Linked DNA regions of Homo sapiens: all the other regions are linked to region 2. Evidence: chromatin loops called from intact Hi-C (ENCODE). Cell type or tissue: mammary epithelial cell. All regions are shown on one strand. Each heading gives the region's core, and the rest is flanking DNA. Links, peaks and the distances in the headings are about the cores only. Region 1 has its middle 26 kb from the start of GNA14. Region 2 has its middle 90 kb from the start of GNAQ. Region 3 overlaps GNAQ (G protein subunit alpha q). Region 4 overlaps GNAQ (G protein subunit alpha q).

Region 1 (6,366 bases), core at 433-5,432, 450 kb after region 2:
GGCAAAGGCTGAATCACATGCCCACTACAGAGCTGGAAGTAGAATTAACTCCACTTGAAACGCAAAGACTGAGAGTGAGGGAGGAGGCATTCCCTGGGGGAAGCGATGGTAGACTGTTTTCAAAGATGAAGGGGAAATATTCCTCTCCAGCTCCCCTGCAATGTGACTTTGCTGCTCCTCCCATTCAAAGGTAGAGTTTATTTTCCCTCCCCTTTTATCTGGGCTGGTCTTGTAAGTTGCTGGGTTAATCCAGGTTGTCTGAGAAACAGTTGCCAAGGCAAGACTAAACGTGCAAGGATTTTATTAGACCCTGTGTGAAAGAAACTAAGAGGCAAATTTGTGAGAGCCAGGCTACACACGGTGGCTAATGCCTGGAATCCCAGTACTTTGGGAGGCTGAGGCAGGTGGATCACTCAGCACTTTGGGAGGCTGAGGCAGGTGGATCACTTGAGGCCAGGAGTTCGAGACCAGCCTGGCCAACATGGCAAAACCCTGTCTCTACTAAAAATACAAAAATTACCTGGCGTGCACCTGTAATCACAGCTACTGGGGAGGCTGAGGTAGGAGAATCACTTGAACCCAGGAGGTGGAGGTTGCGGTGAGCCGAGATCACGCCACTGCACTCCAGCTTATATAACAGAGTGAGGCTCTGTCACAAAAAAACAAAAACAAAAACAAAAACAAAAAACACAAAGAAAAAGAAAAAAATGGAGACTCATCAGGCCATGATGCAAGTTTGATCCTGAGCGAAGGCGAGAGAAAGGAAAAGAAAGTTGGGCAGAAGTGTCTAAGAAAAATTTACCAAAACCGTTGGGGAAGCCTTGAGCCAAAATTGGCCAAAAAAGGAGTCCCATGCCTCCCAGGAAAAGATCTACCTCAGTATCCAGTCTGTGGCCTCCGCACAAACTTAAGAATGAACTTCAAAGCACAGTAGCTGGGACCCTCAATCAACTACATGTCCTGTAGTGGGAGGTCTGTGAGATGCATTCTATCGGCCACCATACTTGCTTTGATCAACAAAATGCAGCAGAAGTGAAGTTACATGATTTCCAAGGTGTGTCCTTAAGAGAATTTATGGCTCCACTTTTCTTCTCTTGGAATGCTCACCTGAACTGCCATTCAAGGAAGCTGGTGTAGCTGCTAAAGATGCCATGCCATGTGGATAGGCATTGAGGCCACCCAGCCAATAGCCAACACCAACTGTAGATGTGTGACTGAGGCTGTCTTGTGTCTTTAAGCCCAGCTGAATGCAACCATGTGAGTGAACCCAGGCAAAGTCAGCAGAGGAATCACCCAACCAAACCACAGAATCATGAGAAATAATAGTCATTTTTTTAAACCACTAAGTTTTGGGGCAATTTCTTATGTAGCAATAGTTAATTGAGACAAAAATAGAGGTGGTCATTACTTAGATGTCCCAACCTCAGTCCATGGCCAATATGGCACTACTGCGTATAAATACTAACAAAGAGAATCAGCAGTGCAAGAAGGGACAAGGCCTTGTTTTTGACAGCAGCACTAAGAAACTTTAGAGAGAAAAGCCTGGTCAGCCTTAAGAATCTGGGGATAGGCTACGTCTATCATTCTTTCAATGGGCCCATACTAGGTTTATCTAGAGCCATGGTTCTCAACTTTGCATACATATTGGGAACATCTTGAAAACACACTGAGGAAATCAGCCTGGGCTGTGGCCTGGTCATTCAGGTGTTTTAAATCTTCCCAAAATAATTTTAAAAGTGCTGCCAAGGTTGAGAACCACTAACTTAAATGCTTCTTTGACCTTTTTATATTTTCTACCAACTCATCTTTTGAGACTAAGTGACAGCCAATATGTGGGATCTCAGAGACCTTGTTGACATCTACTGACCTGCTCCTTACTCCTTCTCTGCCACTCTGAGGGTGCTGCCAAGGCTTCTTTCTTGGTCCCCACTTCTTGCTGTGAACATTGAACAAAATTTCCTTCCTTCATTATCCAAGGGCCCTGCGTGGATGCCTGTATTGATTGGCTTGAGTGTTGATCCACTTTAGGTGGCATTTAAAAAAAGGCCACGTTCACTCCATGTGGGAATTTGGTGATCAATCACACAATCAAATGAAATATGATGCCCCCTTCTGTGGCCAGTCTTGATTTTTTCGACCTTAGGCAAATCACCTCACTTTTCTTAGTTGCAGTTTCTTCACCTCTAAAATAAAAAGCACTGTATCATTCTGTAATTCCACTAGTTTCCTATATTTATCATCTGGTATCTTTTATTTGGTACTTGTTTTAGTTTCTATGATAGAAAAGAAAACAATATTAAAATGCCAATTTGCTTGGCTTTATGGGAATAGCAGACAATGAAAAGCTATTCGTATGAAAATTCTATATGGATATTAAACATATTCCTGTTTGGATTTATTGTCAACCTCAGTGAACAAGTGGCAATTTAAAATGTTTGTTCAGTGCCAGGAGAAGATATGGAAACATAATCATGTGGAAAGTTTGTTTGAAACACTCTGTTCTCAGAATCCCTCCACTGTCGATTTGCAAATAATTTCACTCCCGAAAGAGCCATGGGTCTATATTCTTATGCCTATTTATCTACATCGAAAGCAGCTTTCGTTTAGCTCATTGAAACATGTAATCCCAGGGGATAAACAACACGGTACATGTTAAGTATCTATAGTGTTTTCAAGAAGTCATGCTCACATGGAAACATACTAGAGAGTAAGTAATGAAGTGTAAGTATGAATGGTCTCTCTGGAAAGATCCACTATACTGAATAGTTTCTGATTGTCATCAAGTGGCGGAGAGCGCTGTTATTCAATGATATCAAATATTTCAAACTTCCTAGCTCCCATCCTCCCCTACCCCCCGCCCACCCCGATGCCACTCCTCAAATCTTTGGCTGAGCAACTATGCTGCAACAAACTTTTTTTTTTATTATTTATTTTTGAGACAGAGTTTCCCTCTTGTTGCCCAGGCTGGAGTGCAATGGCGTGATCTCGGCTCACTGCAACCTCCACCTCCCGGGTTCAAGCCATTCTCCAGCCTCAGCCTCCCCAGTAGCTGGAACTACAGGGGTGCGCCACCACGCCCGGCTAATTTTGTATTTTTAGTAGAGACAGGGCTTCACCATGTTGGTCAGGCTGGTCTCGAACTCCTGACCTCAAGTGATCCACCCGCCTTAGCCTCCCAAAGTGCTGAGATTATAGGCGTGAGCCACCACGCCCGGCCATAAGCTTTCTTTATTCAGTAACTAGTGAGTGGCTTGCATCTGAGAGGCTTCCCTATTGGTGGACACTGGCTGGGTCTTTCTGCCCTCTTCTGGGTCACTAAGGTAGATACTTTAAAAAAAAGATAGCTCCTGAATTTCTCTGTTCAAGTCCATTTTTTCTCCTGGCTCAGCTCACTCTCTCTCAGAGGATGCTACATTGCTATTGCTGGCAGCAGTGAGGCAAGGAAAGACTGAAGGCATGCACAGGAAACGAGCTTGTCCTCAAAAAACCGAAATGTCTGAAAATCAACACACAGAGGAATGAAAATGCTGATGCTGAAAGGGTCAAGTGGGTTTCTCAACCCTGGCAAATAACTATATAGGGTTAAAGAGTTTCTGGTGCATTTTGGCAGGGGGTTTCACTCCTTAAATGTGTTTGGTGGTTGAAGTTCAAGAAAGAATGGTTGAAACATAGTCCAAATAGTCATTGTCAAGTTTATGTAACAGGAAAAAAGGACCAGCTGAGATCCGTCTATGAAGTGTAATTGGAAATCTGCTGAGAGAGAGAGAGAGAGAGAGAGAGAACTGTATTGCCAAATATGGGGAGAGTTAAGACAGTTTTTACTTTCTGCCAAATAGTATCTGTTACATTCTGTAAATCCAAGTCTCCATTATGAAAGAAAAAAAAAAAAGAACCAGTACATTTAAATGTACACTGCAGGGGAAACTTTCCAGTGATTTCCAATTCAGCTAGTCTTTGAAGTACTGGAGAAAACTCTGAGGGTCTTCAATGTAGGCAGAGGCTGGACAAAGTGTTCAATTAAAAAAGGCCTTAGAACACAATTTTATCCAGACTGGGTACCCAGAGCCATGAGCTCAGGTGACCCACAAGTCTGCAGTCTGGCTTCCAGATGAAAACACTAGACAAGTGAACTGAGTTTTAAAAACTGGTAGGCATTGGGGTGGGGAAGGGGGTTTTATCATTCCATCCCCTTAGTCTCTAGTTACCCACAAGGAAAGCCTTTGATAAAGTAGTTGCAGCAGACACAACGAATAACTGCTTCACCAAGACATGTATTTCAGAAAACAAGACATTTCTATTTTCAGTAAGCAGTCTTTACTGTACATACAATAACTAACACATTGTCAAAGAATTAGCCATGTTTTTAAGCCCAAGCTTTTGGGATCAGATAGGTCTGAATTTGATCCCCAGCAATACAACCTCCTAGGTAGCTGTGTAATGTTGACCAAGTGCTATAATGCCTTGGAGCCTCAGTTTCTTCATCTGTAGAATGAGATAATTAATAACACTTATATAACAGTATTGTTGGGAGAATTAAATACAGTTCTCCTTCGGTGTCCTTAAGAGTTTGGTTCTAGGACTGCTCCCCCACCCCCACCCCATGGATACCAAGATCTATAGATGCCCGAGTCCCTGATATAAAATGGTGTAGTATTTTCATATCACCTATGGGCATTCTCTTGTATACTTTCAAATCATCTCTAGATTATTTATAACCCCTAATACAATGTAAATTCTCTCTAAATAGTTGTTATTCTGTTTTTTCTTTTATTTCTATTACTTTTATTGTTGTATTGTTATTTATTTTTCAAATAATTTCCATCTGCAATGGATTGAATCCATCAACGTGGAACCCTTAGATACAGAGGGCTGACTGTAATATAATGCATGTAAAGATGTTAGTGTCACGACTGGCACATTGTTGATATTAAATAAGAGTTATCTGTGTTTTCTCTTAACATGAGAAGGTAGAGTTACAAAATAGAGAACAGTAATGGTTTTTTAGAACAGTCCTATGCTTTGTGTTTTTTAGAAGAGTTTTGTTGAGGTATCATTTACATAGCATAAAATTTACTTGCTGAAAGTGCACAGTTCAGTTGTTTTTAGCATTTACTGCACTTAGCATTTACAGAGTTGTACAACCATCACCATAATCTAATCTTAGAAAATTTGATCACTCCCCAAAGAAACCCATATCTATTAAATGTCATTTCTCATTCTCCCACCCCCAGCCCCTGGCAAGCATGAATCTACTTTCTGTCCCTCTGGATTTGCTGATTCTGGACTTTTCATGTAAATGGAATCATACGATATGTGGTCTTTTGTGACTGGTGCTACACCTACTCCTCAACTTATTTTTACATGAAAAATACAAAGTGGAAATCAAAAGGATTCTCTGTTAGATTATCTCATAGGTTGAATTTTAAAGGATTCACACAGGATTTGAGAAGGGAATGGTTAAATGCCAGACGACTTTTCAGCAGCCATTAAGCAAATAAATCATGCAGTTTGATTACATTAATGCATAACAGCTTTTCCTTGTTCATTTATTTTCTCTGGATCCCATTCTCAGTATTCGGCTCCATCATGAAAAAGCTCCTTCCAGCCCTGAGAGTATCCTTGACTCTGGCCAAGGCCTGACACGTGTTTCTACAGCAAAGCCTGTGGTTGCACTGCATGGGCCCCTCTTTGAGGCTGTGCACCTAGTAGGGATGCAGGAGACCTGGTCCAGCCTTCTGCCACCAGCCTTAGGTGTTGAGGGAATCAAAGGAGATCACAAATCTGAAGAGTTCTGGAAAATCCTCATATGTCAGTCAGGATTCTTGGGGTCAAGTGTGCCAGAGCACAATTGTCTCACTCAAGTTTCCAATGGGAAACAGATTGCTCTCACATGGATTAACCAAGGAGAGTGCAATCAAGGGATTACTTTTTTTTTTTTAAGTGTGGGAAAATCAGAACCACCCTTAAACCATGCCTATTACCTGGGTCCCACTCTAGCTACCTTCCTCACTGAGAGCGAGAAGTCATAGGGTCAATGGGATAAAGACCATGCTTCAAACACCCATGCCTTCAACTTTCCTGTCCACCTCCAGGGTTCATTCCCTGGTTCCTGAGGGTGGAGGGCACCACAAGTGTGTGACTCCCCTGCACCCTGACTCCAGGGCAGAGGATGGACAAGGGATGCTGTCTGTAAAGAATGTGCAGACTGTGAGCCCCCATGGTGCAGGATGGAGCTGGAGTGGAATGAGCAGGTGGGTAAGCCAAGGGCTTAGGAGCCTCCATTTATACTCTTGCTTTGGGCCTACCAACCTTAGGGGTGGACCTAGATGAGATAATGGTAAACTAAGAAGAGATGGTACAGTACCC
Region 2 (6,366 bases), core at 433-5,432:
GAGAGAGAAGTGGCCAGATAGGTTAGAGGAAATCCTGGACAGTGTGATGCCCTGGATGTCAAGGGAAGCAAGTATTTCAATAAGTTCAGGTTTCTTTGCTACAAAGCCAGCTTGTCATTACAATTACCACCAAGAATCCACTGTGAAGGAGGAACTACTGGCTATGATAAGCTATGCTACATTTTGACCTTATGAAGAAACAATTCCAACCAGAAAAGATGGTCACTAAGATTGAGATTTATTTTCTTTTTCATATACACTTTTGAGCTGATTTTATTTTGGCAACCAAAAAATACAGCATTGACCCAATGTAATCACTGAAATGGACTGGAATATTTTCTTTCACCTTCTAGTGTTCTGTGTAATTGACATTTTTCCTTGAAGCAAATCCTCCAATTCTGAGAGATGGAGCTATAAATCTGAGTGGTTATATGTGTGGTCAGACTGCTGGGAATTTGTATGGGTAAATTTGATAAATGTTTCCAGAGGTGCAGTGCAGGCACTCTTTTTCCTACCCCTCTCCATTTATTCTCTGACAGTGGTTCTTGGAATTCTCTGTTTATTCAACAGTAAAAACAAATTAATATTTCAAATTGCTCATTCATTATCTCTGTGAAATCTGGTCTTTAATTTCTTACTTTTTCTAAGCAGGTTAGGAGCAGCCATGCCTGTAATGGCTGGGGAAGACTAGAGGTGGAGCCTGTGTGGGATTTGGGGTTGGTGACAATAGGTGGGAAGAAGAGGATCTGGATTTCTTTTGGAAGCCTGAAGCTTTGGGAGCAATCTACTATCAGGGTTGGGATAGGTTCTGCCATCCATCCACGTGGGTTTGTCTAGCCAAGTAAAGGAAATGAAGAACACATGGCCTAGAGCACCATGCTGCTCATCCTGGTTAGACACAACTGCAAGCACATCAGCTTTGCTCTCCACACTGAGTCCCCAACGTTCTCACTGCAAAGAACTCTCAGGCTTGCTTCTCTGAAAAATACAATTGCTGGCAACTCAAGATGCACAAAGCAGGACCATTTATTGCATCTCTTATCAAGGCATATCTGATGACAAGTCAGCCTTACTCAGCAAAATCTCATTACAGAACATTCATCTCACACAATTTTATACTGCTTCATTTTGTGAGTTACAACTTCAGAGGACTCATCTTTACATGTAAGTAGTATATAAAAACATACACCACAGACCATGTATTGCTTCTTACTGTAAGGAAAAATACCACTTGTTAAGTCAGCATTATTTCCCCCAAGTAAATTAGGTAAATAAGACAATGCCCAAATCTGTGCATTGCAACTCTGCAGGTGATACAACTGCTGGGGACTTGACTTCAGAAGAAGTGGATGAGGACAGCACATTGCTGTACGCTGTTTCTCTGGGGAAATGTAGGTGTTGGTATTCAGCACTGCTGCATGTAGAAGCTGCCCAAGCACAGGCTTCACGGAGCTATAGTTTGCTTCTCTATAAGGAGAAAACAACTGTTGGTTATTCAGGTTTTCTTCTCAAATGAGTTATTGAAATACTTATGGCTTGAAGTGTAATCTCTCCATGTCTTGTTCATTCAACAACAATTGCTTTTACATGTCAGACACTGATCTATGTGCTTGGAATATGTTACAGAAACATACAAAAATACAAAAATTCTTGCTGCCTTGGAGTTCATATTCTAGTTGGGGGAGAAAAAGTAACTAAAAATGTAATAAATAGTTAAATTATATAATGTGTTGGAAAGCCATAAAATGACATGGGAAAAGTGAAGCATGATAAGAAGTTTGGTAGAGAGAGAGCAACAGGTTGCAATTTGAAGTAGAGGAGACAGAGTAGCTTCATTGAGAGGGTGACATCCAAGAAAAGATTTGCAGGAGGTGAAGTAGTAAGCTAAGTGAATCTCCTGGGGAAAGTGCTCCAGGCAGATGAAAGAGCCAGTGCAGAAACAAGCCAGGCACATGTCAGGAAGAGCATGGAGACCAGTATGGCTAGAGTGGAGTGAATAAGGGAGAGAATAACAGGAGTTGAGGTCAAAGAGGTGATGGGGCCCTGCTTGTAGAAGGCCTTATTGGCCATCTGAGGGACTTGGCATTTAGTTTGAGTGAAATGGGAAGCCTTGGAAAGATTATAGGCAGAGAGATGATATGATCTGAGTTACATTTTAAGAAGATCATTCTGGTTTCTATGTTAGGAATAGTCTCTTGGAACACGAGTTTGACAGCAAAAAGACCAAAAGGAGGCTGTAGCAATACTCCGGGCGAGAGAGGGTGATGACTCAACCCAGGGAGGGAGTGGCGGCCAGAGGTATGAGTGAGAGGGTCAACAATGACACCAAAGATTTTAGTATGAGCAATTGGGAGCTTCTATCATCTGAAATGGGAAAACCCTCTAATAGAGTAGATTTGTGGGAGAAGATGAGAACCCCATTTTTGGACATGTTAAGTTTAAGGGGTCTCCGAGAAATCTCAGTGGACATATCAAGTAGGCAACTGCGTATATGAGTCAGGGATTCAGGAGAGATGTTAGTTACAATATAAAAAATTGGGGTTCATTGGCATATTGACAAAGGAGTTTATTAAGAAAGTGACTGTAGGGAAAAGAAAACCAAGGACTGATTCTTGGGGCAATCCAAATGAACTGATCTGGGAGAAGAGGGGACTACAATCAAGACCAAGAAGGAAGAATCAGTGAGATATGAGGCAAATGAGAAAGAGTGTGGTGTCCTGGGCGCCAAGTTAAAAAAATATATTAAGGAAGAGGGTGATCAGCCATGCCATTGGATTTGCAGGTAAATTTCCTCCTCTATAAAATTCAGGTCATATGTTATTTGGATATTGGGGTATCCTGTTTAAAGAATTTCCAATTAAAAGCTTTTTATTCATTAAAAAATAAAATAAAGGCTGGGCGCAATGGCTCATGCCTGTAATCCCAGCACTTTGGGAGGCCGAGGCGGGCGGATCACCCGAGGTCAGGAGTTCAAGACCAGCCTGGTCAACATGGCGAAACCCTATCTCTACTAAAAATACAAAATTAGCCGGGCATGGTGGTAGACACCTGCAATCCAAGCTATTCGGGAGGCTGAGGCAGGACAATCGCTTGAACCTGGGAGGTGGAGATTGCAGTGAGCCGAGACTGTGCCACTGCACTCAAGCCTGGACAACAAGAGTGAAACCCTGTCTCAAAAATAAAAATAAAAATAAAGTAAAATAAAATGCAGGTAATGATAGTGTCTGCCTGATAGGCTTAAATAAGATACTATATGTGAATTGCCAGTCACAATACCTAATGCTAGTATGGGCTATTATAATAATAAATAGTATACTATTTATTATTTTTATTCCTAACATCTCTGAAAAATCACTTATCACTATAAAGCTGTTCACTCACCAAGCTAGCCCCAAGGGGGCGCTCAAAGCCTTCCCTTCTTCCCCATTACTTTTCCTACAAAAGGGAACTCAAATTTAGATGTAGGACAAAATGAACTCTCATTGGCAACTGAACCATTTTGTAGCAAAGACTGGAAAACCCAATGCAGCGAGTGTCAAACTTCAGTGTGGATAAGAGTTACTCGAGGAGCTTGTTAAAATGCAAGACCACAGCAGGCCCAACAGATCAAATAAATCGGAAGGGAACCTGTTTTCCCACCCCAGGTGATTCGAATATATGTATTCTCATGATGCTCTAGTATGGGGCAGGAGGGTGGTAAAAATAATAACTAGCCTGGAGTAAATATTCTCTTCCTCTCTTCTTCTTGGGACCTTGAAATGAGTTTTGCTCTTCCTTTTTTCCTCTCTTCCATGTAGCCAGTGAGGTAAGCCATCCCTGGTGCTTCCTTGGACTGGGAGGTCCCAGCAGGACCAAGATGTTTCTACAAAAAGCACAGTGGAGAGGGCGGCTTGGGCTTGCTTTTAGTTTGTCGACATCAGAGGACACAAAGTGATGCCTGCCAGTCCACATCTGGCCCCCAGATTTGTTTTATTTGACCTGAACAGAATTGGCCCATCCAGTGCTTTAATAAAATTTGAATTTGTTTTCAACATTTAAAACTCAGGAGATTTCACATACAAACCCAGATTTCCTGCTTCTCTGGAACAATAAGAAGATGTGAAACCTGGCCCCGTGTTCCTATACGGCAAAGCTGCTTCCTTTAGATGGGTGTGGACTCTGGAATCTGCCACCATCCCCTTCATTCTTTATTGTTCTCCCCAAAGTCAGGTGTCGGTTGCTATTTATCATCATACATACACTCCTATTTTCCTTAAAGTTGAAGAAAACGAAGCATTTCTTTAGAAAATGAGGATATAACAAGAGGAGTAGTGTTTTTAAAAATAAATTTTCTTATACCAGACCCCTTTTCTCGTTTGCATTATGGGCCTGTCTTCTCTAGGCATTTAAGTTTGCTATTGCAGGTCTAGCTCTTAATCCAGAGGTGAAAAGTTGTCTTTATATTAAAGAATGATGTGGAATATCACAGCAGTAAAAAGGAGCAGAACTACTAATGCACACTAAAATTAATGAATTCCAAAAGTTAGGCTGAGCAAAAGAAGTCAGACACAAAAGCATAATACTATATAATTCCATTTAGATGAAAAATTCTAGAAAAGTTGAAACTAAGCTATAGTAACAGAAAGCAGAGCAGTTGTTTCCTAGGACAGAGGTTGGCTGCAAAGGGCATGAGAAAAAGTTTCTGGAATGATGGAAGTGCTCTATCACTTAATTGTAGTGGGACTTATATGCAGAGATATATATTTGTTAAATCTCATTGACGTGCATTGTATTTTATTTTATTATTTTTTTAGACAGAGTTTCTCTCCTGTTGCCCAGGCTGGAGTGCAATGGCCCGATTTCAGCTCACTGCAACCTCCACCTCCTGGGTTCAAGCGATTCTCCTGCCTCAGCCCCCCGAGTAGCTGGGATTACAGGCATGCACCACCACACCTGGCTAATTTTGTATTTTTAGTAGAGACAGGGTTTCTCCATGTTGGTCAGGCTGACCTCAGGTGATCCACCCACCTTGGCCTCCCAAAGTGCTGGGATTACAGGCGTAAGCCACCACGCCCAGCCTGATGTGCATTTTAAATAAATGTTTTTCTTGCATGCCTATTATACCTAATAAAGTTGATTCTTTTGTTACCTAATAGAATTGTCCAAGGAAAGAGATGGAATAAAGTGGGCCCTTGCCTAGGGCTCTTTTTTGCCTATCGCTGTCTGGAATTTACTATAGTAGGTGGGAGAATAGAATAGAATAGAATTTCAAGATTCACAGGCATTGTGACCAATATTTATGTCTCCTGGAGATGTAAATAACATTTGGCAGAAGGCAACAGACCCAGTTGAGAGTTCAGTTGGTAGAGGAGGCATGGATTGTGGCACAAGTTCCTCCAGAGACTTTAAACTGCTGGAAGACCTGCTCTTCAGCCTCCTTCCATGTGAAGAGAGCCTCCTGGAGGCCCTGGGAGAGGAGCTAGTAAGCTGCATGAGGCGCTGGCAGAAATGTGGGGGCTTTTCTTTTTTCCCTTCTTTCCTTCTTCCTGCTCCTTCTTTGATAAACTCACACTCCGGAACCTCAATCTGCAAAGGCATCTTTTATTCGTGGTGGGCGACATTCCTTGGTGAGAAAGCAAAATCTGGTCTGGGCGACCCTGGATATCCTCCTGGAGGACCAGGGCAGGCTCACCTCCAAATACACAGGGCTTTGGGGTGTAGGCTTTTGGCTTGGTTGTATCTGACATTGCAGGCAAATGCCCCATCTTTCCTCCTTTCTTGTGTTTCTTAGTCAGGATTGAGAAACTGACTTGCACTGTAAAAAATGCAAAGCAATAGAATTTTTATGGTTGACTTGGCCAACTTACAAGAACCTGACAGAGCTCTCAGTAAATTCAGAACTGAAGAACTCATTACGTGGGAGTATTAACAGATACTATGGGTACTCCACCCATATTCTCTTGCCCTTACCACTTCCTCATAAGCTGTTTGATTTCAACAGCAGCACCTGCATTTCTTTGCCTGAGGGTTTTCCAGTGAGGTTGTACCATTGTGCATTCCCACCAGCAATATCTGAGAGTTCCAGTTGCCTCTCATCATCAACAGCACTTGATATTATTGTCAGGTTCTTTTTTAAAGTTATTCTAGTAAGTGTAGCATTGTCTCATCATGGTTTTAACTTGCATTTCCGTAATGACTAATGATGTTGAGCACCTTCCATATGTTTATTGGCTACCAATATATCTCCTCTGGTGAAGTATCTGTTCAAAACTTTGCTATTTAAAAAAAAAAAACTTGGTCTTTTTTTGGTTGAGTTTTGATAGTTCTTCATATAGTCTGGCTTCAAGTTTGTTGTCAGAAGAGTGCTTTACAAATATTTTTTCTCTG
Region 3 (6,366 bases), core at 944-5,943, 140 kb after region 2:
GAAGTGCTCAGAAGGTATATTTAGAAATGAATTTCCTAAACAGTTGAAAGTATCCTTCATAAACAAAAGGACTGATTATATTTTTTCCTCTCTTTTTTTGATGATTAAAAGCATTTTAAATACTATTTTTTTTGTCTTGATTGATTAAAGGAAATACTATGTATGGCAGAATATTGGCAGTGAGTAGAAATTCAAAGCAGGCTTAATATTGACTTTATGGAGAGATAGGGAAAGGCCAATTAAATAATGAAAGTAAAGGCTTACATAATATTGTATACTAATGTAATTAAATAAATGTGGAAAAATCCGTGTATTTAAATGGGGGGTCTGAATCTAACACCTCACCACTCACTTTCTAATAGAAGCTATTTTTGTAAGTGTGTGGGAGTCTGGCAATATCCTTTCAGATAGAAATCATTGTAGGTTTAAATCACTGATATAGCATGGATTAAGCAGATGAAAGCAATGAAGGAAGAGCCTGTTTAGATTCCAGAGAATAAAATTCATAGAACTGTGAGAGGTGGAGCTTGAAATACTGCCACAGTTTTGAAGTTGTTTTAGTGACATCATGTTTCTATGCATGATTCTTACATATGTATCAAAGTGTGGGAGTATTCATCTTCCAGAATTCTAGAATTCATGATTTTGTAATCTAGCCTATCAAGTGATTCACATACAAAGCCTTTCTTTTTTCCTGAACTGTTGAATTTGGATAAATTGTGAATTGTGTTTTTTTTTTAAACTAGTAAAGTGGTATCTTTTGGAATTGCTTCTTAATTGTCTATGGTAAGGCATAAGGCACGTTGCATGTTGCTTTTCAAAATATCTTGATATGATAAAGTGCAGTTCAGAACTGTAATAAAAGGGGCTATTTTTTAATATCCCAGAGAGTTTAATTATAAAATAATTTTGTAGTAACATGATCTTTGACCAAATTTCCGTCTAGCATTGTAGATCTTCATTTTGTATATTTTCTTTAGTTTTATGACAAGAATAATAATACTCATTCTCCTCCTCATATTTTCTTAGGACCTGAGTAAGTACTACAGCTTGATGCTCAGTCCTCACTTACTGTGGCTAATTCGAGAGACACTTGATACTGAAATGCAAGATCTGGTGTTACTCAGCACTGGTTTATGAGCACCAGGGGCTATGCTTTTTGCTATATACACATCACAGTCTGCCTTCATAGTACCCCTGCAGAGGAGGTGGTATTGTGCCTGTTGTACAGGGTAAGAAACAAAGGTTCAGAAAACTTCAGTAACTCTTTCAAGGCTTGAGGTCACACCACAAAGAACGTAGTTTATCCAGGATTTGAACTCAGCATTCTGTTACCCCACAGCCGTTGCTCTTTCTGTTGTGCAGCATTGATTCTCTTGTAACTTTGTCTATTTTCATAAATTAATTTGTCTCTAGGAACAGGCAGCTTTCTCTCTTCTAGATGTTATGACCTATTTTCTGTCTCATAACATGGCCAAGTACATAATTTGAGACTGTGTTTTTTATTGTTTGTCTTACGTTGTTTTTCAGCAAATAAACATTAACCAAAATCAGGTAGCCAAGATGCCAAATCATGTAGCAAACCTACACATAGGGGGAACAAAGAAAAACTGAACATGCTAAGTAAGCCATCTTTTCACCTAGCGTCTTAATTGTGAGGCATATATGTTGCATGTTGCTTGTGAAAGTATCTTAGTATCATAAGATGCAGTTCAGAATTGTAATCAAAGAAGGGGCTATTTTTTAGTCTTCCAGAGAGTTCAGTCTCCCCCCCCTTGGGCATGCACCCTGGGGCTTTGGGACCTCAGAGGTTCTTTTTATTAGCTTAATTGTTTAGCTCGTTAACTGTTCCCTTGTGCTTTCCTAGTAAGGGGCACTTCCCTACTAGAAGGGGATGAACTCCAGCTGGTATTGAGGTCATATGAGTGTAGTTTTGATTGAAAAAAAGAACAACATGGACACAAATATTGGCCATGACAGGTAGATATCAAATAGTTCTTTCATATATTTTAATTTTAATTTAATTTAATTTAATTTTTTTTTTTTTGAGACAGAGTCTCGCTCTTGTTGCCCAGGCTGGAGTGCAATGGCGCCATCTCGGCTCACCGCAACCTCTACCTCCTGTGTTCAAGCAATTCTCCAGCCTCAGCGTCCCGAGTAACTGGGATTATAGGCATCCGCCACCGTACCTGGTTAATTTTTGGATTTTTAGTAGAGACAGGGTTTCACCATGATGGCCAGGCTGGTCTTGAACTCCTGGCCTCAGGTGATCTGCCCACCTCGGCCTCCCAAAGCACTGGAATTACAGGCATGAGCCACCACCCAGCCGAATTTTTATTTTATTTTTCTGAGACAGAGTCTTACTCTGTCACTCAGGCTGGAGTACAGTGGCACAATCTAGGCAGAGGCAACCTCTGCCTCCCAGTTTCAAGCGATTCTCGTGACTCAGTCTCCTGAGTAGCTGGGATTACAGGTCAGTGCCACCACGCCCGGCTGATTTTTGTGTTTTTAGTAGAGACATGGTTTTACCATGTTGTCCAGGCTGGTCTTGAACTGACCTCAATTGATCCACTCGCCTCGCCTCCCAAAGTGCTGGGATTATAGGCGTGAGCCACTGTACCTGGCCCATTTTTTTTAAAAGTGAAAAACCAAACTAAAGTGTGATAATAGTTTTGAACATTTAGTGGAGTGTAAGAAAAGAGAACCCATTTGACTCAGGTTCACTGATAAAGGGTTCTATTTCCTTTTCTAGGAGTTGAGCATTGCTGTTGGTTTTGTGGGAGGTAATATTTACACAATCATACTGCTGTGGATGTAGCTAAATAGTTTATTGGTTAATCCCCACACAAGACAGGAAAGATGTAATTATAACTACAGAGAGAAAACAATCATCAAGGTTTTAAAATCTAGCAATGCAAAGGGAGTGAAAGAGCAGACAGAAGCCTGAGGCTAGAAGGCAGGAAAAGAGGCAGGAGGGAGAGGGACCTTGGTACTCATTTTCTTCTTTTACATGGTGGGATGTAGAGAAATACTGTGTAATACTGCTGAAACAGGAAACAGAGCTAACCAATTGAAGGACTAAAAATAGTATAATCAAGAAAACTAGAGACAAAATAGAGGTGAAGTAAGTGTGAATGAGTTAGATACGGGGGAGGCGGTAAGTCAGTAGATTCTGTCTGAAGTTGACACATCAGGGATAGAAGCCTGTCATTTCGTTAAGCTGATCACCATAGAAGGACTGTAAAAGCAATAATGGAAGGGAGTGGAAATGGGGAGTATGGGCCCAGAGACACTTACTTTCCACTTTTTACCATGCTTCTGTTTAGGAAAAGTTACCTGCACATGTATTACTTTTCATATAATTTAAGAAAAAGGAAGAATTTCAGCAAATTGTAGATGTACAGTGTCAGGAATAATTTTCCACGCATACTATGACATTACTGTTATTACTAGGGTACCAGGGACTGCTGTTGCCACTGGTGGAGGGTTCTGGTTTCCAAAGAATCAGGACAAGGGGGTTAAGTTGGGGCAAGGTGACAGATAACTACACCCATGATCCCATTCAGGTATTCAACTGGTTTCATGGTTGGATCCTGATCAAAATATGGCAGAAGTATTTAGATAGAAGAAACATAAAGGAAAGAACCCCACTAGCCTTCTTCAGACTTGCAAAGTGAAAATGTTCCTCCTATAAGGGGCTGCTGGGGAAGCCCAGCACCCTGGCTAATGCTCCAGGGTTGCAGAACCCCGCTTCTTGTTCTGGGATGCCATGGCCATTCTGGAGAGTGCATGTCTGCGTTGCCTTTGTTTTCTCTAGTCTGAGGAGTGGCTGAGCTTCAGGGCACTGACTTCCTCCCAGGAACTTCCTGAAAGGGGAAATTTCGACTTTGCTGTATGAACACTCTGAATGCCTGTGGGTTGAACAATGGTAGCTGCTGTTGTTTTTTTTTCAAGAGGGAGCTCAATTTTGTTTTGACCTTGGGAAGTGTGGATAGTTGTGTTCATGGCGCCTCCATGTGGGCGGTCAAGGAAGAAAGTCTTGGGGTAGGAGCCCTTGGAGAATGAGGACTTGATTTTGCCATTTTTGCTTTTGGCCTTAATCTGTGTTGTTGTGGAGACAGTAGTACTGAGATGGGGTTAGGGTGGGGAATGGAGTGTGGAGAAGGGCCAGGGAAGGAGCTAACTAGAGGGTTAGTGCCAATAGCTGAAGGAAGCGCTCTGCCTTAGGAGGCTTTATAAATAGTTGCCTTTATCCAGTGTGTCTCATTTTGCCTCTCTCAGGCCTAATTTCTAAATAATCCCATTTTTCAAGATAAAGGAGATAAAAAGGGGTACTCTGAGATTCTCCCAGCAGGTGTGAAATCCTGCCTAATAATTGTAGCTGCAGATTTCTCTATCAGGAATTGATTTGCTGTTAATATAGTCTAGTGCTTGATGCTTGCAAAGTCATATGCCTTTGGGATTCAGGCAGGTGGTTTTAAATGAGTGACACTGGGTGGGACCTCTGGCCAACTAAAACCTTATGGCTCATTGAAGCTGTTGTTCAGCTTTGAATGTTGCCATGTATGGAGAGCAGGTTTTTAGGCTTGCCAGAGCTTCCAGTTTTTCCAGGTAAATAAAATATCTGCTTTTTATGTGAAATCTCTTGGATTTTAAATGTTGCCAACTAATCGAAAAGCTTAAAACTATTGTCTAGAATTAAAAAACAAGCCTGGGCCGGGCGTGTTGGCTCACGCCTGTAATCCCAGCACTTTGGGAGGCTGAGGTGGGTGGATCACGAGGTCAGGAGTTTGAGACCAGCCTGACCAATATGGTGAAACCCCATCTCTGCTAAAAATGCAAAAATTAGCCAGCGTGGCAGCGCGTGCCTGTAATCCCAGCTACTTGGGAGGCTGAGGCAGGAGAATCACCTGAACCTGGGAGGCGGAGGTTGCACTGAGTTGAGATCGTGCCATTGCACTCCAGCCTGGGCAACAGAGCGAGACTCTGTCTCAAAAAAAACAAAAACAAAAACAAAAAAAAACCAAAAACCAAAAAACAAAAACCAAGCCTGTTGAGTGGATAGTTTTTGGCTGCCAATTTTTACCACTGGTTAGGACTCTTAACACCTGACCCCAGTTGTTCTTCAGCCTTGATTGTTGAAAATGAGCTGAACATTTACTGGGCACTTTACTTTGTGTTCTACCTTTTTCTAAAAGCATTTAAAGATGCTTTTGTTAAATATAAACTAATATAAATTAGAAGCAGGTGGAAGACAAAAAGTTAAAACAACTGCAGGATAGTAAATGGAATCAGAATGAAATGATACACATAATGTCAGTGAACCTCAAACTGGGCATGGAGCTTGCTAGCAACTGGCATAACATAGAAGCCTTATCAGTTATACCACTTGTAGTATCTTTAAAACAAACTGTTTAACAGTGACATGGCTCTTCCCGATGCCAGGATCAGAAGGACAGCTCTCAGAAGGGTCTTCAAAAGAACACACTGAATCCTATGACTCTCATTGCAGTGAGAGCTTTATAGGATTGTTCTTCCTGTTGCTCTCCATTAAAAGGCCGATAACGGGGCTGAGCGCAGTGGCTCACGCCTGTAATCCCAGCACTTTGGGAGGCTGAGGCGGGTGGATCATGAGGTCAAGAGATCAACCATCCTGGCCAACATGGTGAAACCCCGTCTCTACTAAAAATACAGAAATTAGCTGGGCATGGTGGTGTGCGCGTGTAATCCCAACTACTCGGGAAGCTGAGGCAGAAGAATTGCTTGAACCTGGGAGGAGGAGGTTGCAGTGAACCGAGATCGCGCCACTGCCCTCCAGCCTGCTGAGAGAGCGAGACCTTGTCTCAAAAAAAAAAAAAAAAAAAAAAGGGGGGGCTGATAACAGTAAAAGTGTAGTTTGGGAAATGAGATACTAGCAATGGGACCTTGGGTAAGTTGCCCTATTTTTCTAAACCTGTTTCCTTATCTGTATAATGAAGATAATTATATTAATACAAAGCAACCACTCTCAAAGGACCATTGTGAGGCTTAGCTGGTACAGTTTGAATAAAGCACTTATTGCAGTTCTTGGTACCCAGTAAGCATTCTGTAAAAGTTGGCTGTGGTGAGTTAGAGAATTGCTAGCAGTGAGAGCTTAGTTGTCAGAATGATTTAAATGTGACTGTCCAAGATTTATTTACGGCACTTAAATGTTTTCGTTTGCTGCAATACAATTTTTTATCCCACTTAATCCTGGGTCACCAAAAAAGTGTTGAGTTACTTATGTACAGAGGATTTTGCAAGGCTCTAGGGGATGGGCCCTGTAGGGAACTTGTATTTTGGCTAACTAGGTAAAGACACAATACAAGACAGGGAGCACCAAGGGCC
Region 4 (6,366 bases), core at 872-5,871, 280 kb after region 2:
TCGTCTTTCTGATTATAAAGAGATGGTTGTGAGATGCTGAGGAAGGATAGATACAAGCCTTATAGTGAACTTGGAATTGTGTTCTTTATGTGCTTATGGAATTGTGTTCTTTAAAGTAACTTTGGGGGTTCATATGAGAATATAACCCTGCTCAGAAGAAATTACTTTTAAAATAATATCCACAAAGGAACTGGTTAGATTTTCTCATGTGTTCTGCAGATATTTACCAATGTAACCTACATTTTTTCTTGATGCCAGATAGATTGTAAGGAATTTGCATTATTCCATCTCAAGTGTATAATGAAATAATACACTGAAGCAATTCACCACCAAGAGTTTTGTTTAAAAAAGGAAGTTCCAGCTCCAACTTAGGTTCAACAATTGCTTCTGACACTTGCCAGTGGCTCATTGTAAGAAACAAACAATAAACATTACCAGTGGAGAGAGAAATGTAATACCATTTTAGATTTTCTGACAAGAAGTAGTGCCAAGGACCCCTGCAAAAATGGTTTGTTTTTAAAATCTCCAGTTCTTTGAGTTATATTTCCAACGAGTTACAGTATTGAAATGCTTTAAAAAAAAACTAATTTCATGTTAGAGTAGTACTTTGCAGTTTAGAAACTTTCATATATAGTATTTAACTTCATCCCCATAGTTTTGTAATAAGTAAGATAGTTTTTAAAAAGATTTCTAATTTTGTTTTATACATTAAAAATAGGCAGATTCCCAGTACTTGGGAGGCCGAGGCAGGCAGATCACCCAAGGTCAGGAGTTCGAGACCAGCCTGGCCAACATGGTGAAAACCCTGTCTGTACTAAAAATACAAAAAATTAGCTGGGCATGGTGGCAGGCACCTGTAATCCCAGCTACTCGGGAGGCTGAGGTGGGAGAATCACTTGAACCCGGGAGGTAGAGGTTGCAGTAAGCCGAGATCATGCCATTGCACTCCAGCCTCAGTGACAAGAGCGAAACTCCATCTCAAAAAAAAATAACAAAATAAATAAAAAATGTAAAAAGGCAGATTCAGAGATGTTAAATAATTTTCTCAAGGACACACAGCAGGTAGTATATTGAAATTCTGATTCACATCTTCCATTTTTAATTTCTTCCTACAGTTTGTGATTTTCAGAATCTTAGGGATCCATCTTATACTTAGCAGCTGGTTGAAGCCTGGAATCTTCTGATCAGAATTTTTTCTGATGGTTTATTTTATTCCTATGCATTTGTCTCTGGTTATATAGAGAAATAATATAAAGAAAAATCCTTTAAGCCAATATAATGGATTTTTCATTTCTAGACATGATTTTAATGGAGGAATGGCCCAGAGTGGATGGGGTTGTTGAGGAAGAGAACAGTGGGCCCCTTCATGGCCTCTTTCAATTTGACGTGGTCTTGTCCTCTTGCCCAGGAGTGGGATCATTATTTTAGATGTGAAGCCCTTGGTAGTTTCCATTGTTTTCTGCTAGATGAAGGCTTAAAGGGACCAATTAGTGCACCACAACCTTCTTGGAAGTCCACTGTCATGATAACTTGAGATTAGTGTTCTGTTTCAAATCCCAGGAACTCCAAACCTGGAATTTTGTAAATTACCCCAAAAAGAAATTGAGGCCAGTCCTGGGAGAAGTGTCTTTTACTGTCTCCGTGGCAGATTGCATTAGAGTAATTTGGCACTTATTGGATTCTGCCAGAATGGTGGGGTGTGGTCAGCATAAGAAGTTTCTGAGTTATAAGGACCTGATATGATAATGAACCCAGACACAACCCTCTGAGCCACAGACCCATCCAGGCCCTCAATTAAGGTCCTTGAGATGGAACTGCAAATGGGCTTTAGGTGGCTTAGTCTGATGAGTAAGCCATGACTGACCCCATGCAGAAAACATGCCCAGGAACAGCTGTTTAAATTGTGTTACAAAGAAATTACATCCCCATGTTTGTGTGTTCATTATATTTCCAAAGAAACCTTTAGGTTCCCTGTAGACTTCCTTTTACTTCCACCTCGAAAGCCAATTTCAGAATAAATGGTTCACCTGACACCAGTTTCCTCTGACTTCATAGGGCAAATATGCCAAACTACTCTATCCAAGGGGTCAGCATCCATCCCACCCATGCTTCTGCACAAAGCAGAAGCTAGTGATTCTTATCTAGGAAGACTGACACCTGGCATGCCCTCCATAAACAATAAATCATCACTCAATTATCTGGAATCACTTTGGTGGGCTCTGTGAAAGGAATAAAGAAATTATTTTACTGGGCCTTGACCAGTAAAACCAGGCCAGCTCTATAAGGGCTGTGTCTCTCACCTTAGCACTCTTCTGCTCGCTTCCTCTGTCCCTGCCTCTGCAGCCTCCTTGCTGTCTCTAGGACAGTTTAGCCTCCCTCCCGCCTAATGCTCCACCCATCTGCCTGTCTTCCCCCAGATATCCGCATGGCTCAAGGTGGAGGGAGCAGGCCAGAGGGAGGAGCAGGGAGGTGATCACATGCATTGTTTCAGTGCCACATTAATGTTTAAGGATGGGTTAGATTGATCTTAGATAGTGATATCTAACTTTTGTAAGATCCAGTTAAGTCTTTCAAATTTGTATTATTAAGAAGGCAATAATGCATTAAATAAAATACAATCAGATTACGCATACCTTAGTCTGTGTGTTCTTTTATTTCTATATATTTCTTTCTGCAGATATCCAAAATAAAAGGTTTGCGCTCAAAGACTTTATGGTCTGTCATTTGAGCCCTTTCAGTAGGGATGGAAAGACTGGGATTGAGGGACTGTGGATCATGTGCCTCTATTAATGAGTATCTTTGCATTGAGATTGTATCTAGAATTCTAGGAGCCTGGCAGAAGATACACGTACCCATTGGAACCTTGTAAAAGATGCATATGTTCATCAAAGTATCCCAAGGTTCCGAAGCCATCTCAGCTTGGGTTGGGCCATATGCCTGGAGGTCCCTGATGCTGCAGAGGTGCTATTCATCCAAGACTGAGAGAATCCTAGCATGGGAAACCAGGGGAATCTCTCAGTGTCTCAGCATCCTCAGCCTTGGAAAGCATGCTGTAAGCAAGATGACCTGTGTTTCTCCACGATTCTGTCTCTCTAGGCAGTCTTCAACAAAGCACCTCCAAAACATAGCAAATAGAAATCAGAATTCAACAAGTATCTTTTTTCTAAAACAATGTTGTTTTTCATTCCTAAATATTGAGGTTCCCCCTACATTCCACCCAATAGCATGTCTGAACTGGTTTTGATGAAAACCAATTTATTTTCTCAGCCAAGGAATGTTGTTTGTCAATTCTGTGCCCTTCTGCTCACATGGTACTGTCAGGATTGATCAGACCGTAAAGAGGGAGCCTGGTTGATGGTTTCAGTTCAGCTTTTCTTACTACAGTTAGAGCCTTGAAGCCCAAGTGGTAGTTTCCATGCCAGTGCAAGGCAGTAGTTACTCTCATCCTTTCCTAATAATAGCTAGGGTTAGAGGAAAGCTAGAATAGGGGATGGGAGTTGTAGCTCTGATGACAGCTCTCTGTGAGGGGAAGACAGTCAAGGAGTTCACCTTAATATAATTTCTTAAGGCAGAGAACTCCCCCTAGAGGGATTTGATTTATTGAAAACTAAACTTCTAGGTCACATAGTTATTAACTAATTTCTAAGCTATACACCTGCAGAGGAGTGAAAAGGCTATTCTCATTTTTAATATTTTGGCATAGATCATACAAAATTTTGTGATAACCAAAACTGAAGCCATGCTTTTGGGCAGTAGAGGGCACTCCCAACTTGAAGACACAGAATAGAAGCGTTTTACCTTACCAAGAAACCACTGAGCCTCCCTACTAAGAACTTATGACTCAGTTTTTCCTTGTTTTTAAGAATAAAACTTGAGTATTAAGGATGGTGTCTAGTCAGAGTCTTCCATATAATGAACGTAGTCCTGTGTCAGAGGAGTTTGACCAGTGCCAAACTGTGCGTTGCATAGTTTACATATTATTTGTTTCACTTACTCATTTATGTGTTTACATATAATAGTTGGGCACAACCCTTGATAAATCTAAAATAATAATGATTCTTGTAGCTTCATTTGATATACAAATTCTAGGATGCAGCTAAGTTGGAGGCAAAGGGGGAAGAAGAACCTTAGAATAAAATATAATTCCTGAAAGGAACATTTATACCAAATTGCAGTGATTTTGTCCAATTTATTGTGAGAAAATTGCCGAATACTGATTGTTCCATTGCCAATCATTTCTCTGTGGCCGTGCTGGTTTAAATATATACTGAGAGCTTTGGGCTTTTTTCCTCCCATTTGCCCTTGCAGGAAATGTCAATGTAAAATTTGACTCCAGTGTGAGATGCTGGATAATTGTTTATTTAAATGCTTCCAATGTCTATTTTTACTGCAAGCCTCTCACCACAAAGCAGTTAAGAAAGCTTCTCTAATATATGTGTTATACATTCGGAGTTTTCTTTTTTTCTTTTATAGGTAAGCATAAACTCCCATGGGGGCAGAAAATATTACGAAAATTCTTTGTATGTGTGTCTGTGCTTCAATACAATTTGGTTGGGCTGGGGTTTTTTTGTTTGTTTGTTTTTTTAACATGAATACATGAGGTGTGATATCTGGGCTTCACGTGTAACAGTATGAGCTCAGCAGTGACTGGTAGAGGGAGTGCTGTTTCTTCTACCATGTGTCTTCCCCAGAGTCCAGTTAATACTCCTTGTATAGTGCTCAGGAGTGGCCTATCGGTCTGCTTTCCCTACCTGTGTCCCTTTCATCTCTCTCCAGTGCTCTCCCTGAAGGGAAGAGTATGAATTGTGACCCTGGGCTCAGATAAAGGAACTGCCCCACGAACTTAAGGTCTATGCCCAAATCATCATCTTCTCACCCCTTCCCTAGAGACAAACACATTGTCATGATCTAGACTATAAAATCAACAATGGAAGACTGATAATTCATTTATTCTTTTTTTCTTTTTTGTTTTAAAGTATTTGATTCAGATGTAAGACCAAACATGTTATATATGTTATAAAACAATCAAATGCAGCCAGGTGCAGTGGCTCACTCCTGTAATCCCAGCACTTTGGGAGGCCGAGGCAAACGGTTCACCTGAGGTCAGGAGTTCCAGACCAGCCTGGCCAACATGGTGAAACCCCATCTCTACTAAAAATACAAAAGTTAGCCAGGTGTGGTGGCGCATGCCTGTAATCCCAGCTACTTGGGAGGCTGAGGCAGGAGAATTGCTTGAACCTGGGAGACAGAGGTTACAGTGAGCCAAGATTATGCCACTGTACTCCGACTCCGACTCCGTCTAAAAAAAAAAAAAAACAAAAAGTAATCAAATGCACACATCTGCACCAAATACCCATTTGAGAATGAGGACAGAGATAATAAACTTGCATCTATCTACATGCTAATTCATTCATTGTTTTTTGAAGGAGGTAATGTTCTATTTAGAAGTATACCAATTATTTCATGTCACCAGACTGTATCTTTAGAGAAGCCATTATTCAACCAACCATTTACTGAATACACTATGCATCCAAAATGGCAAAGGAAGAACTATAACATTTTCTTAAAAAATGAAACATGTACTTTGGAGCATTTGCAGAGGAAAACGCACGGGTTCCCAGACAGGAAAAATGAATTAAAGATGAATCACTGAGTCATTTGGAAAGGTTATGCTCTCCATTTGCCTGTGAAGAAAATAAAACAGTCCAAAGTTCAACTTGGCTCTCAGAAGTCTCAGAAGTGTTAAGAAACAAAGCTCTCTGTCATCATAACTTGGCACAGGAATGCTAAAGTATTAGGGAAGGCATTTTTGGGTTAATGTTCTAATTAGATACATAGTTCTTATGTATTTTTCAGCACTTAACCCACTATGGAGTAAGGTACTTTTTCTTAAATAGAAAGCTTCCACCCACCTAAATTTAATAACAGTGTTTCCTCCAAGTTAAAGTATAGCCACGCTAGTGATCAACCCATACCTTCTTGCCCTTCTGGTTATCTCCAGTTCTTGGAGCCTCGTTCAAGTTATGGCCCACATGATGCTTCAGGGCAGGCAGCCCATGCTGCTGCTCTATCACTGGCAGTGCCATGAGGATTTCAGTACCACAGGGAAGCACATACTGGAATGCAGAACGTTACCTTTTTCGGGAAACCTGTATTTAAAATCAAATGAGGAATCTGAAGGCTATAATTTGGAAGTTTAAAATTTCTTACCCTTCTCTCCCCAGTATACTTAGCCCAGGACTTTGGATTCCTGGTACCAGTCTCTGGATAAAGTTGAGAGATGTAATGATTTATGGATAGTGGAAATTGTCATATCAACCCTACTTTAATTATCTTAGTCTCAAACAAGCTAATGAAGGGTTGTCT

What was found. Hi-C counts contacts between places; a loop is a spot of excess contacts. Peaks named below come from ENCODE experiments on the same cell type or tissue, not always from the same donor. Only the 100,000 strongest peaks of a DNase experiment are listed, where the experiment ranks them.
Region 1: a loop joins it to region 2, with 2.9 times the contacts of the local background. A loop is called at or near these places in 7 of 110 quality-filtered maps.
Region 3: a loop joins it to region 2, with 16 times the contacts of the local background. A loop is called at or near these places in 28 of 110 quality-filtered maps.
Region 4: a loop joins it to region 2, with 16 times the contacts of the local background. A loop is called at or near these places in 13 of 110 quality-filtered maps.

Annotation. Positions count from the first base shown.
Region 1 is chr9:77,671,500-77,677,865 of GRCh38, reverse strand. No RefSeq gene overlaps it. Among named protein-coding and RNA genes, the nearest start is that of GNA14, 26 kb to the right of the region's middle. In mammary epithelial cell, for the core only: no CTCF peak of the experiment used is centred there; no DNase peak of the experiment used is centred there.
Region 2 is chr9:78,118,745-78,125,110 of GRCh38, reverse strand. No RefSeq gene overlaps it. Among named protein-coding and RNA genes, the nearest start is that of GNAQ, 90 kb to the right of the region's middle. In mammary epithelial cell, for the core only: a CTCF peak has its summit at 3,402 (motif pointing right); DNase peaks (open chromatin) are centred at 2,270 and 3,420; H3K27ac peaks cover 1,172 bases.
Region 3 is chr9:77,975,038-77,981,403 of GRCh38, reverse strand. The region is part of intron 1 of GNAQ (G protein subunit alpha q); the gene reads left to right. Among named protein-coding and RNA genes, the nearest start is that of GNAQ, 54 kb to the left of the region's middle. RefSeq lists an enhancer at 3,777-4,071. In mammary epithelial cell, for the core only: a CTCF peak has its summit at 4,015; a DNase peak (open chromatin) is centred at 3,943; H3K27ac peaks cover 897 bases.
Region 4 is chr9:77,839,304-77,845,669 of GRCh38, reverse strand. The region is part of intron 2 of GNAQ (G protein subunit alpha q); the gene reads left to right. Among named protein-coding and RNA genes, the nearest start is that of GNAQ, 190 kb to the left of the region's middle. In mammary epithelial cell, for the core only: a CTCF peak has its summit at 3,731 (motif pointing right); no DNase peak of the experiment used is centred there.